2 separate regions of the Homo sapiens genome follow, and region 2 is linked to region 1. A link is a contact called in ENCODE Hi-C data. All regions are on one chromosome and are shown on one strand. The core of a region is the stretch at or near the end of the contact, and the rest is flanking DNA. Distances in the headings are between cores, read along the strand shown.

Region 1 (5,800 bases), core at 3,220-5,719:
GGCGTGGTGGCAGGTGCCTGTAGTCCCAACTACTCATGAGGCTGAGGCAGGAGAATGGCTTGAACCTGGGAGGTGGAGGTTGCAATGAGCCCAGATCATGCCACTGCACACCAGCTTGGGCAACAGAGCAAGACCCTGTCTCAAAAAAAAAAAAAAATTGTATTTCCAGGGGTATAATAAGATTAACGATAGTCAAGATTTTTCAGTTCTTTTTCAGGCTATTGGTTTAAACTCTGAGTGAAGGAGTAACAGGTCTTCATGGATAGTATTTGGTAGGTCGTGGGAAAGCCTTTTGGGTGCATTTCCCAGAAACTAAGAAACTGAATGACCCTAATGACTGGTGACTGAATTGTTTTGCACCTCCAATGTTTTCTAGTTCTTTGCAAACACATTGAAGACTTATTTCAAGTTATCATTAGTAATAGATTTTGTGGATCAATCACTGTGTGATTTTCTGTTTAGAACACAGGATTGGAAAGAATTGTGTGACATTTTCATTACAAAATTATTTCATTTCCCATTTATGTGAACGAGAATTCTCAGCCCAAACATCTATAAACAATAACTAATGAGACTAGAATTGGTGCTGAATCCTGCCTCATTCTGACATTGTCATATCCATCCATGGGTAGGTGAAATGAACACTAACTTAGCACAAACTGTATATCATCTTGATCAAGTGCGTACTAGTGGTAATTGATAATAATTCAAAATCCAGAAAACATTTTTAGCATGTAGGACCCAAAAGACACAGAAAATAGAATACATTAAAAATTTTTGACTTACATAAAACTTTTGCAAAAATGTGCGAGAGGTCAATCAATAAAATGTTTTCCAGCCTCAACATACATGATATTAGGATAAAAGTATGCATGATAAATGGAATGGAAATATTCGCTTCAAAGGGAAAAGAGATGAAAGCAAATATTTTCAATGCTAGAAAAGAGCCTGCGTACATAAGTTTGAAATGGATGAGATATCAAGCTATCATGATAGTTAGATTCCTTTGTGTATATACATTAAAATGTCAATACTTAAAACTTCCTGGCAAGTGGATCATTTGCAGCTATTTAAACTTATATGAAATTTAGATGCTAACCTAGAAATGTATCAAGAAATACATTTTGCAAATTACTTTCGAGAATGCATGAAGAAATGTGTTTGAAGATCACTGTACCACTCTACGAAGAGATTGTAAATTTTGAATGGGATACGGGACCATCTAATATATGCACAGAATGAGTGTGCCAATGGCAATTTGTATATTAACAAGAAATACTAATAAGGCCAGGCGCGGTGGCTCACACCTGTCATCCCAGCACTTTGGGAGGCCAAGGTGGGTGGATCACTTGAGGTCAGGAGTTGGAGACCAGCCTGGCCAGCATGGTGAAACCGCGTCTCTGCTAAAAATACAAAAATTAGCTGGGCATGGGGACGGGTGCCTGTAATCCCAGCTACTTGGGAGGCTGAGGCAGGAGAATCGCTTGAACCTGGGGGGTGGAGGTTACAATGAGCCAAGATTCTGTCACTGCACTCCAGTCTGGGTAACAGCATGAGACCTTGTCTCAAAATAATAATAATAATCAGAGTAGCTGATACCTAGAGTAATTGTCCTATGCCAAGTGCAATTCTCAGCATTTTACTTTAGTCCTCAAACAATGGCACCATGAAGGAGGAACTATAAAGGTCCCTATTTCACAGACGACAGAACTGAGACACAACAACACAGCTCACTGGTGACAAGGCTGGAAACGAGACCTGGCGTTAACCCCTTGGCTGTTTGATTAGTAATTATTCTTATTTTTTAAATAAAAAGTCATTCTGATGGCTTCTTCCAACACACGAATGGGCCCCTGGGCCACCAGGGTGTGGCTGCCCTGCTTTGCAGACCAGTGTTCTGGAGTTCCGGCTCTAAAAATGTGGTGTATGAGTCACCCAGCCTCAGAATCCCTTGGGGTATCTGTTAAAATGCAGGTGTCTGGGCCCTGCCATGGGCCTATAGAATCACAGTCTCTGGCGGATGGCACCAGAGTCTGCATTTTGTCAGCATCTGGGCTGGTTCTGATGTGCTTGAGGTTGCAGGGGGGCTGCTGAACAGGATGCACGCTCGCCTCTGGCACCTGCCCTCTGTCCACCCCGGCCCCGCCCCCTCTGTCCACCCTAGCATGAGCCCTCCGTCCACGTTTGGACACCTTCCTACCTCAGCCTCCATTCCATCTACTTTTGGCAAAAATCTCTTAAGAATCAAAAAACAAGAGTTTTATCCTCTCCGTATCCTCAGCCGGCAAGGTAGATAATTATCCCGTTATACAGATGAGAAAATGAGGATGACTTGCTGATGTCACACAGCTAGAGCAGAGCCTCCGGAGAGGAAACCTGTTGGTATCTTGATTTTAGCCCTGTGAGACCCAAGTTGAACTTCTAACCCAGAGACCTTCTAGCTTTGAGCACTACATTTATGGTCACTTTCTTTTTTTTTCTTTTTGAGATGGATTTTCCTTCTTTTCGCCCCGGCTGGAGTGCAATGGCGCAATCTCGGCTAACTGCAACCTCCGCCTCCCAGGTTCAAGCGATTGTCCCGTTTCAGCCTCCCGAGTACCTGAGATTACAGGCATCTGCCACCACTCCCAGCTAATTTTTGTATTTTCAGTAGACATGAGGTTTCACCATATTGGTCAGGTTGGTCTTGAACTCCTGAACTCAGGTGATCCACCCGCCTCGGCCTCCCAAAGTGCTGGGATTACAGGCGTGAGCCACGGCGCCCAGCCCCTGTGCATCTCTTTTGCCCTATGGCTGACTCTCAATCCTCCCCACCCGGTTGACAGTCATCTCTGCAACTCTCCCTCTTTTCCACTTGCAACTTCCAACCTCCCCAAGTGCTGAGCACTCCAAGTAGTCTTTCTAATCCTCTCCCTGCTTTCTCTTAGCTGTCCATTATGTAGATAAACTTAAATTTTCTGCTTACTTTATGTCACTTCCTACAGCCACAATAGGAAAGTCTGATGCCAACGTTGGCTACTCTCTTCATTACTGGGTTCTATTGACTCGCCTTTAACCGCTGAGCTTCCACTGGGAGTTATGTGCCTGTTTCTGACTTCTTCACTATATGGTGTCTCTAATCTCCATCCTCTGCAGCTTCTACTGCAGGGCCTCTGCCCTGGCTGTTCCCTCTACCTAGAAAGCTCTTCCACCAGATATCTGAATAGCTTACTCCTTCATGCCTTACGGGCTTTTGCTCAAGTATCATCCAATTTAAAGTTAAAATCACCCACCACTGCTGCATGCTCCTAATCCTAGGCATTTTTCCTAGGCATTAATTTTTCCTATGGCATTTACCACTATGTGGCATACTATATATTTTACTATTTACTTGTTTCTTGTAAAATGCATTAGGGAAAGGATATTTATTTTGTTTTTTAAATTTTTATTAATTTTTTTTTTTGAGACAGAGTCTCGCTCTGTCACCTAGACTGGAGTGCAGGGGCGTGATCTCACTGCAACCGTCGCCTCCCAGGTTCGAGAGATTCTCATGACTCGACCTCCCAAGCAGCTGGGATTACAGATGCCCACGATGATGCCCGACTAATTTTTGTATTTTTAGTAGAGATGGGAGTTTCACCATCTCTATCCTATGTGTGATACTGTCCTATCGTGTGATTTCATGTGTCATGTACACTAGATGCCAGATTTGTTAACAGAGGTCGATAGTGCTAAGACTTTCTATTACCGTGTTGCAGTGATGATGAAAAGGAAGAAGTATACCTGTTGTGTGTTCATAAGGGAAATATTTTTAGTGTTTCACAACTAAAATCCCTAAATCAATCTGGAGCAGAAAAAAAATCATCCATTTCTCCAGTTCAGAAAGATGCAGTATTTTGAGCACTTGTTAATGAAATTTCCAGAAACAGAAGGGATTGTTGCCATTTTTCTGATGTCCTGGAGGGTGTAACAAATGAGGAACTTTACCAATCAGCTTCAAGATGAGGAATTTAAGACATTTGGCATCATCACAAGTCACAGGTCATCAGAAAAAGACAGGTTTAGAAGACTCGTTACACACATACTCCCAGATGTGCAGGTTAAATTCCAGAAGCTGAATAATAACTGAAATATTTGTGCAAATGTATATGTCAACTTCCCAGTTCCAAATACCATTCCAGTTTTTAGAACCATAAAGTTCTTCCCAGTTATAAATTTTGCATAATTTAAATATTTTATATTTTCACGATTGTCCTAATTCTTTGACAGTAGGGGTCATTGTCTTAAGTTGTTGACAAGCGCCTCATAACGGGTATTCAAAAATTTCTTTCAAGTAAAATATTTATAAAGTTCACTTTATGCTTATAAACTGCTGCGTTGCCCTAGACCGCCCGCACAAGCCCTTGGAGCACAACTTGGTCAGCGCAGAATTTGGTTCCTATCAGCTTCCGTAGCGTCCCTAACGACTTCCGCCTCTGGCGGGCCGCAGTGGTGGAGGAACTTCCGGCAGCGGCAGCTCAAGTGGCCAAGGCAAGATGGTGAGTGACTAAGGGTTTCTTTCCGCTGGTCGTCGCGGTGCGATGGGGTCTCAGCAGCCTGAGGCGAGAGAAAGAGGCGGCTGCCCGAGGAACTGGGACAGCCCTCTTCTCCTTTTGCCGGCCTGATCTTCTCGGCGGGTGGAGGCTCCCAGAGACCGCGCTCATGTCCACCGCGGGCCGGGGCCGACCAACGGGCCTTGCCCGGGGATCCTGGGGCCGGGGCTCAGAGCAGAGAGAGGGTCTCCTGCGTGGTCTTGTGGGGCGGCAGAACGGATCAGGCCGCTGGCTTTGCTGCTCCGCCGACCAGGGCTTTGCTGATCGGCGCTGGGAGTTTCGGGGGCGCCTCCTCGAGTCACCGGGAAAAATGCTTTTTGAGTCGGGCAGGTGAAGGGTGCTGGAGAAGAGGGTGGGATTCATTCCACCTGAGGAGTTGAGCGCGGAGTCGTGGAAGGCCTTTCGGAGCTGGGGGCATTTGAAGGAGGCCTTAAAGACGTTGTTATGACAGGCGGAGCTAAGACGGAAAGGGCCCGTGGTGCAGTAGTAATAATAAAAACAGCTAGCATTTATTCATCAATTCACTAAACAAGTATTTACTGAGCACTTGGTGTTTTGTTGTTGTTGTTAAACTTTTGGCTAGCTTCTGTTGTAGACACTGAGGATTGATTGAAGTCCCTGCCTTCATAGTGCGTACATTCTAGAGCAGAAGGCAGACAATCATCAGAAATATGTAATATGATGTCAGGGGTGGGGTGGTCATTGTTGTATGGTTATTGTATAGAAAGGGATAGCTTGGAGGAGTGGCTGCTTTTTATAGAGTCAGCGAAGGTAGCTCTGAGGAGGTGAAATTTGAGCGGACCGAAATTGAGGGAGTAACCCCTGCAGATGTCTGAGGGAAATGTGGTCAAGGCAGAAGATACAGCAAGTGCAAAGGACCTGAGATGGGAATGTTTAACCTGTATCATGAACGGCAAGAAGGCCAGATCTCATAGAGGTCTTTTTTATTTTAATTTTAATTTTTATTTTTTTGAGACGGAGTCTTGGTCTGTCGTCCAGGCTGGAGTGCAGTGGCGCGATCTCCGCCTCCCGGGTTCAAGCGATTCTCCTGCCTTAGCCTTCCAAGTAGCTGCGACTATAGGCGCCCGCCACTACGCCCGGCTAATTTTTGTATTTTTGTAGAGACGGCGTTTCACTCTGTTGGCCAGGCTGGTCCTGAACTCCTGACCTTATGATCCGCCCGCCTCGGCCTCCCAAAGTGTTGGGATTACAGGCGTGAGCCACCGCGC
Region 2 (6,245 bases), core at 3,656-6,155, 120 kb before region 1:
TATGGCAGATGATTTTCACAGGCCCGTGGACAGACGTTAGAGAGAAGATGGCCTGTAATGTCATTGGCAGGATGTGGCTCCCACATCAGGGTTGGGCATGAGAAGTGTCTGGCCTTGTTGGAGAGAGGTTGGAGGGTCTTCGGCTTGCTTTCAAGCTTTAAGCCATGCTGGTGCCCTCTTCAAGAAAAGGACTCTTTTTTGTTCTGTGTTTAAGTTTTCATTTCTGGTTGAGTGTAGGGATCTGGCATTGTTTGTAGAGTATTAAAGAAGTTTCCCAAAGGCTTGACCTATCAGAAGAGTTCACCTTCATGGTGACAGCCAGGATGTTGATAAGCTGCTTTTTTCCCTTCAACAGATGAGAACATGCATTCAGCTGTCATCACTTCTCGGGCATAAAGAAAACTCACTTCACAGGTGCTGGGAGCACCAGGGCACACCCAGCATCACAACACAATGTCTGCAAGACACACACACACCTGGCCCGGGCAGCAGTATGGTGGACAAGACCAGGGGATGGCATCCAGAAATAGAGATGTGCCACCAAGAAGGAGATTGGGCTGGGAGTCATGAAAAGTGGCCAGAATGTGGATGACAGCAGATGGGACAAGCAGAAGGCTGAACGTCAAGGAAGTTCATGCACATTGAGCTCACATTTCATGCCTCTGGCCTGCTGTTTCTGCATTTCCTGCAGATGAAATGGATGGAGTAGATGGTCCCTGGTCTATTTTACAGGTCTTCCATGTCCATCATGGTCCCTTCTAAGTGGGGACAGGTAGATGGAAGCAGGTGGCTGCTGACTGAGGTCCGGTGCCTGGGGATGAGGAATCTGGAGACTCTTGGCAAATAAATCCTGAGTCCAAGTGAGAAGAGAGACTCCTTTAATAAGGACCCCAAGGAAGGCAGAGCAGAAGTCTCTGCCTCAGAGCAGGGACACAAGTGAATTGATTTAAGGAGGAGGGAATTAAAAAAAAAAAAATCTTAGCAAAACCTGAACTGCCTAAGGTTTTATTGAAAGCAAAATAATCAATACCCATGATAGTTATTATTACAAGACAGCACACAGCATTGTGTAGTAAAATAGTTATTTACTGGCTTTCTTGCCAACTGAGTTTTGAGCTATTTGAGAGCAAGGAGTCCTTCATCTCTGTCCTGTTGTCTGGCTGGAATAGACATTGAATGAAGCTCCAGGACCCAGGGAATGGAGAAAGCCTGGCGAGAGAAGGAAAGTGCTCCATTCCTCCCGCCCCTCATTCCAGGTTGAACCGAGAGGGTCAAATACAGACCCAGTATTTGAAATAGCACTTTGGATGGCAAAAGGTTACCCCCACGAAGGTCTTTAAAGTCTCAAGGTGATGTTCATTAGCGTCGTCATGTGTATTTCTCTGGCCAAGACAGATAATGAAAGAAATGAAAGGAAGAACAAAGCAAGGGTCACTCAATCGCAAAACAGGCAGTGAGAGTGTAGTTTCTAGAAGGAATTACCCACAGGTCATGGAGCAGTTCACCAAGTCCTTCTGATTCATGTTTCTTCATGTTTGTGCTCATTTAAAAACAGCCAAAGTCAACACAGAAAAGTAGTAAACCTTCTGCCTTCGTGGCCTTTGATTTCCTTTCTTTTAAGGGGCCACTGCCTACTGCACCCCACTGCATTTCCTGCTAGTAACAAGGTACCTAGTGAATTTGGCAGCCTTTTTCTTTTTTCAACTTTTCTGCCTTTGGCCAGTGTTTCTACTCTTGATTTATTTTATTTTATTATTTATTTATTTATTTATTTTTATTTATTTTTTTGAGATGGAATCTTGCTCTGTCGCCCAGGCTGGAGAGCAGTGGCATGATCTCGGCTCACTTCAACTTCTGCCTCCCAGGTTCAAGCGATTCTCCCACTTCAGCCTCCCGAGTAGCTGGGATTACAGGCGCCCGCCAACACGGCAGCCTAATTTTTGTATTTTTCATAGAGAAGGGGTTTCACCATGTTGGCCAGACTGGTCTCAAACTCCTGACTTCAGGTGATCCACCCACCTCGGCCTCCCAAAGTGCTAGGATTATAGGTGTGAGCCACCGTACCCGGCCCCAGTCTTGTTTTAAAATGACACGTTGAGAACAAATGAAAGAAGGCTATTAGTTGTAAAGTTATTTCTAAAAATGGAGGAAATAAATGAGATGTAAAATTGTGAACAATGTAATTGACTCCCAGCTGTGTGTTCATCACATTAGAACTGCAAATGTCAGAATTTATTTTCCTACTCAGTGGTTTGATAAAATGGTAATAAGTTGCTTACACACACGATTGTGTGTTTAAAAAGGCTGTAGCTTCTTATAATTAGAGATTGATTCCACTGTTAGCCTGGCAAGTGGTCCAGCTTTTAGCGTGAAGACAGGATCGGTTCTCAATGAGGAGTTGCTGTTATCTATGGTGGAGTAGGGAGATATTCTAGGGCTGATTATTCACCCGTTGGCATCCTCTGACTTGAGTCATTTTGGTCATTTCCCTGCTTATTAGTACCCATAACAGAGAAAAAAATGTAGGGTCAAGAACCTGAAAGTCAAAGCAATTAATTTGACTTTTTACTTACAGCTTTTTATTTCCATGCTATTTTTTTCAAAATGTAAATAGCTTTATTATTATTTTCTGTTTGTAGAAGTAATATGTGCTCATTGTAAAAATATATATATGTAAACAATTCAGAAATATATCAAGTATAAAGTCCTATTGCAAATTTTACTCCCCCAAAATAACTACTATTAGGAGTTTTATCTCTATCCATACAGGTCTTTCTGTCCATGACTGAAACATGTACTACCATTTTGGTTTCCTAATGGGATCATATTACTTACAGAATTCTGTAACTTTTCTTTCTCCCAATGTGCTGATGTCATATGGTTGATAAAATGTGACAGTGTGCTTAAAGTGTTTAGCCCAGCACCTGTCACACAGTTAGGACTCAGTAAGTAGTGACATTTATTCAAGGGAGATTTGGAGGTTGTCTTTGGCTTTCATATCAGCATTCCCTATTTACCATGGATAATTGAGAATTTATATAAAATGTCAGAGAAGGGAGACTTACAGAAAGGAATCTAAAAATCCATTCAATGGGGCTTGACATAGGATCTCTGAGATCTCAAAAATGCCATGTACGGCTGTGTGATGTGTGCACTGCACAAAGGCCCCCAGCTGAGGGGTAAGCCCACCCTGCCTGCACTCCATAGCTGCACCCATGGGGCCTTTTTCTTCTCAGAGGGGAGTTTCTTTCCAATTTGCACAGATTGGTGCTATACCCACTAGTGACATCTCTTTGACTGCTGGTAAGAGGTTGCTTCTGGGGTTAATTTTCTGTTATATGGCCCAGAAGAAATGGCCAGGGGAAGAGTATGGCCAGAAAAAAACACATCGAGGCAGGCAGTGTCTAGAAGGCAACAGTGGGGCTCTGGGGAAGTCAGCAAGGTCAGCAAGGCACAAAGTGTTTTGTTCCGTTAATCAGGCACAGTGGGGCTCAGAAGGCTCTAGAAGGATAGAATCACATGGGACCAGTGTGGTTCAGACATCCAGTTAGCACTGGAGATGCTAACTGGTGAGGTCCGTCCTCTCACAGAGCTTTAACTTTATCATAAATTGCATAAATACATGAGAGGTTATTTGAGATGGGGCAAGTGATGTTGAAAGCAAACAAACACAGACTGTGATGATTGAATGCAGCTGGGGAGCGGGGCAGGCTACTCTTCAGGTGGCCAAGGGTCTGGGGAAGTGATATTGAAGCTGAGACCTGCATCCAGCAGTGTGAATGAGGAATCGGGGAAGAGCATTCCAGGCAGAGAGAATAGCAGATGCAAAGGCCCTGTGGTGGGCCAGCATAGCTAAGGCACAGTGAGCAAGGGGGAGAGTGTGATGAAATGGGGCTGGGGGTGAGGCAAGACTTCGAGCATGCGGGGGCCCTGTAAGGCAGTGAGGAGGTGGAGTTCTTTCCTTTTGTACAGCGTGGTGCCGTTGAAGGATTCTAAGCAAGGGAGTGATGAGATCCAATTTATATTTTTAAATGATCACTCTCATAATGAAACATTAACAATTTACTCTGACACTGGGAGGAAACAGTGTTGTACGTGAGCAAGAAAAGAAGCAGAAACATCCGATAGGGGCTGGGTGCGGTGTCTCATACCTGTAATCCCAGCACTTTGGGAGGCCGAGGCAGGTGGATCGCTTGAGCCCAGGAGTTCAAGACCAGCTTGGGCAACATGGCAAAATCCCATCTCCACTAAAAATACAAAAATTAGCCGGGCGTCATGGCACACGCCTGTAGTCCCACCTACTCGGGAGGCTGAACCATGAGAATCGCTTGAACCTGGGAGCTGGAGGTTGCAGTGACCCGAGATCACACCACTGCCCTCCAGCCTGGGTGACAGAGCGAGAGTACGTCTCAAAAACAAACAAAAAAAAATTCTGCTAGGAACGTGCACAGTGGTCCAGACCAGCAGTGAGGTCTTCGACTGTGGGGTGACTGTGCAGATGGCAGGTAGTCAGATTTGAGATTTTGGGATGCAGGACCCACCATTTCAGGGGAACCAGGCAAATTATCATGAAAGAGACTGGAGACGTAAGGGTTAAAACAGGCCCCTTGGCTTTGGGGTTCGATGTTGGAGTGTGGTTATAAGAACAGGGAGAAAAACCACACCTCAGAGCCTCTGAGCCATCATGCAAGGCTCCTTAAATTCAAGAGGTGGATTCTCCCAGTGCCTGTTCTCACCTATAAAAGATGTAAGAGACTTGTTCATTTCTTCTGGTTCTTGAAGTCCTACCACGCATCAAAAACATTCTGGTTCTTGAAGACCCATTGAGAAGCAATGAACATGAACATTTTAACGTACCGTACTACAAGGCAGTAATTTGATACTGGGGGAAGAGGGAACAAAGGAATGGTGCTATTAACTGTTCAACATTGGTGCAGGGCTGGGGACTGTGAGTCATCATCCCTTCCAGACGAGTCCCCTCTCTCTAAAGAGAGAAATCTGGTACTAAAACTGGACAAGCACGGAAATAAATTGAAACCCATTTCATTTTAATGTTGCGCCCTTGAAAATCCCACAGGATTCCCTGTAAGATCCTGCTGTACCCTCCGAATTATCTGAGGAAGATTAGTCATGCCCCGTAGAGTTTGCGGGTTAAGGATTTGGATGGGAACTGCGGATAAATGTGCCTGTGACTTCTGTAAGTTTTAAGTTCCTTGATGAGAAATAAATCAGCAAAGGTCATTGTCTCCCCGGGGCGCAGTGGATGTTTTAATGATCATTCCTCTGGCTACTTTTGGCAGAATTCAGATTAAGGAAGTAAATGATGGCAACTTAAAGGCAACATGTGGCAGAGGGGACCTGAGCCCCCCACAGCTCTCAGCCACCCACTCTCACATTAGGGGAAGTTACGTTGTTTCTCAGCTGACCAATTTAAGCTCCTACCCATAGCGAATGAGAAGGAAGGGCGTCACTCCGCCACCTGCCACCCCATCCCCTGGAAATGGGGGTTCTCCTGGACACTGTAGCTTCCCCAGGTCAAAACCAAGAGAGCTGGACCCTGCTAGCAGCCCTTCCTCCTCCATTACTTGCCTGTCCCTCAGGAAGTGACTCAAAGGTTGACTGCATTCCCAGGAGGGTTTGCCTTCAATGCAAACACACACAAGAAAGTGGCGTCACAGTTTGAGGCTTGATAGTATAACCAGAGCTATTTGTTTTAAACCATAGCTCTTATTTCTTGCAGCTTTCTTGAACTATAATTGACATACAATAGTCTGCACATACTTGACAATTTAATGAGTACACAAATGCATACAAATACATGCATTCCTGAAACCATCTAAGCGATTTAGGTAAGGAACAGATGCATCATGCCCAAGCATCCTTATGCCCTCTTGGGTTTTTTTGTTTTGCTTTGTTTTGTTTCTGAGATAGAGTTTCGCTCTCGTTGCCCAGGCTGGAGGGAAATGGCACGATCTTGGCTCACTGCAACCTCTGCCTCCAGGGTTCAAGCAATTCTCCTGCCTCAGCCTCCCGAGTAGCTGGGATTATAGGTGTGCACCACCACACCTGGCTAATTTTGGTATTTTTAGTAGAGACGAGATTTCACCATGTTGGTCAGGCTGGTCTCGAACTCCTGACCTCAAGTGATCTGCTGGGCTCGGCCTCCCAAAGCGCTGGGATTACAGGTGTGAGCCACCACGCCCAGCCTTATGCCCTCTTGGGTTTTTGTTTTGTTTTGTTTTTTG

What was found. A loop is a pair of places that touch in the nucleus more often than their neighbours do.
Region 2: a map of endothelial cell of umbilical vein shows a loop between it and region 1 (9-fold over the local background). The contact joins the enhancer-like site here to the promoter of PSMC1 in region 1. A Hi-C loop is called at or near these places in 1 of 168 maps with a recorded cell type or tissue (endothelial cell of umbilical vein).

The regions. Positions count from the first base shown.
Region 1 is chr14:90,252,084-90,257,883 of GRCh38, forward strand. PSMC1 (proteasome 26S subunit, ATPase 1) reads left to right here and starts at 4,470. Exons shown (of 11, transcript NM_002802.3): 1 at 4,470-4,517. The coding sequence starts at 4,515. RefSeq lists enhancers at 4,116-4,645, 4,521-4,760, 4,646-5,173.
Region 2 is chr14:90,135,551-90,141,795 of GRCh38, forward strand. All of the region lies in intron 1 of KCNK13 (potassium two pore domain channel subfamily K member 13), which reads left to right. Among named protein-coding and RNA genes, the nearest start is that of KCNK13, 77 kb to the left of the region's middle. Within about 2 kb of position 4,906, at least 3 of the 41 ENCODE cell types and tissues checked have a DNase peak (open chromatin) inside an H3K27ac peak, as active enhancers do; they include endothelial cell of umbilical vein, where a contact is called at or near this core.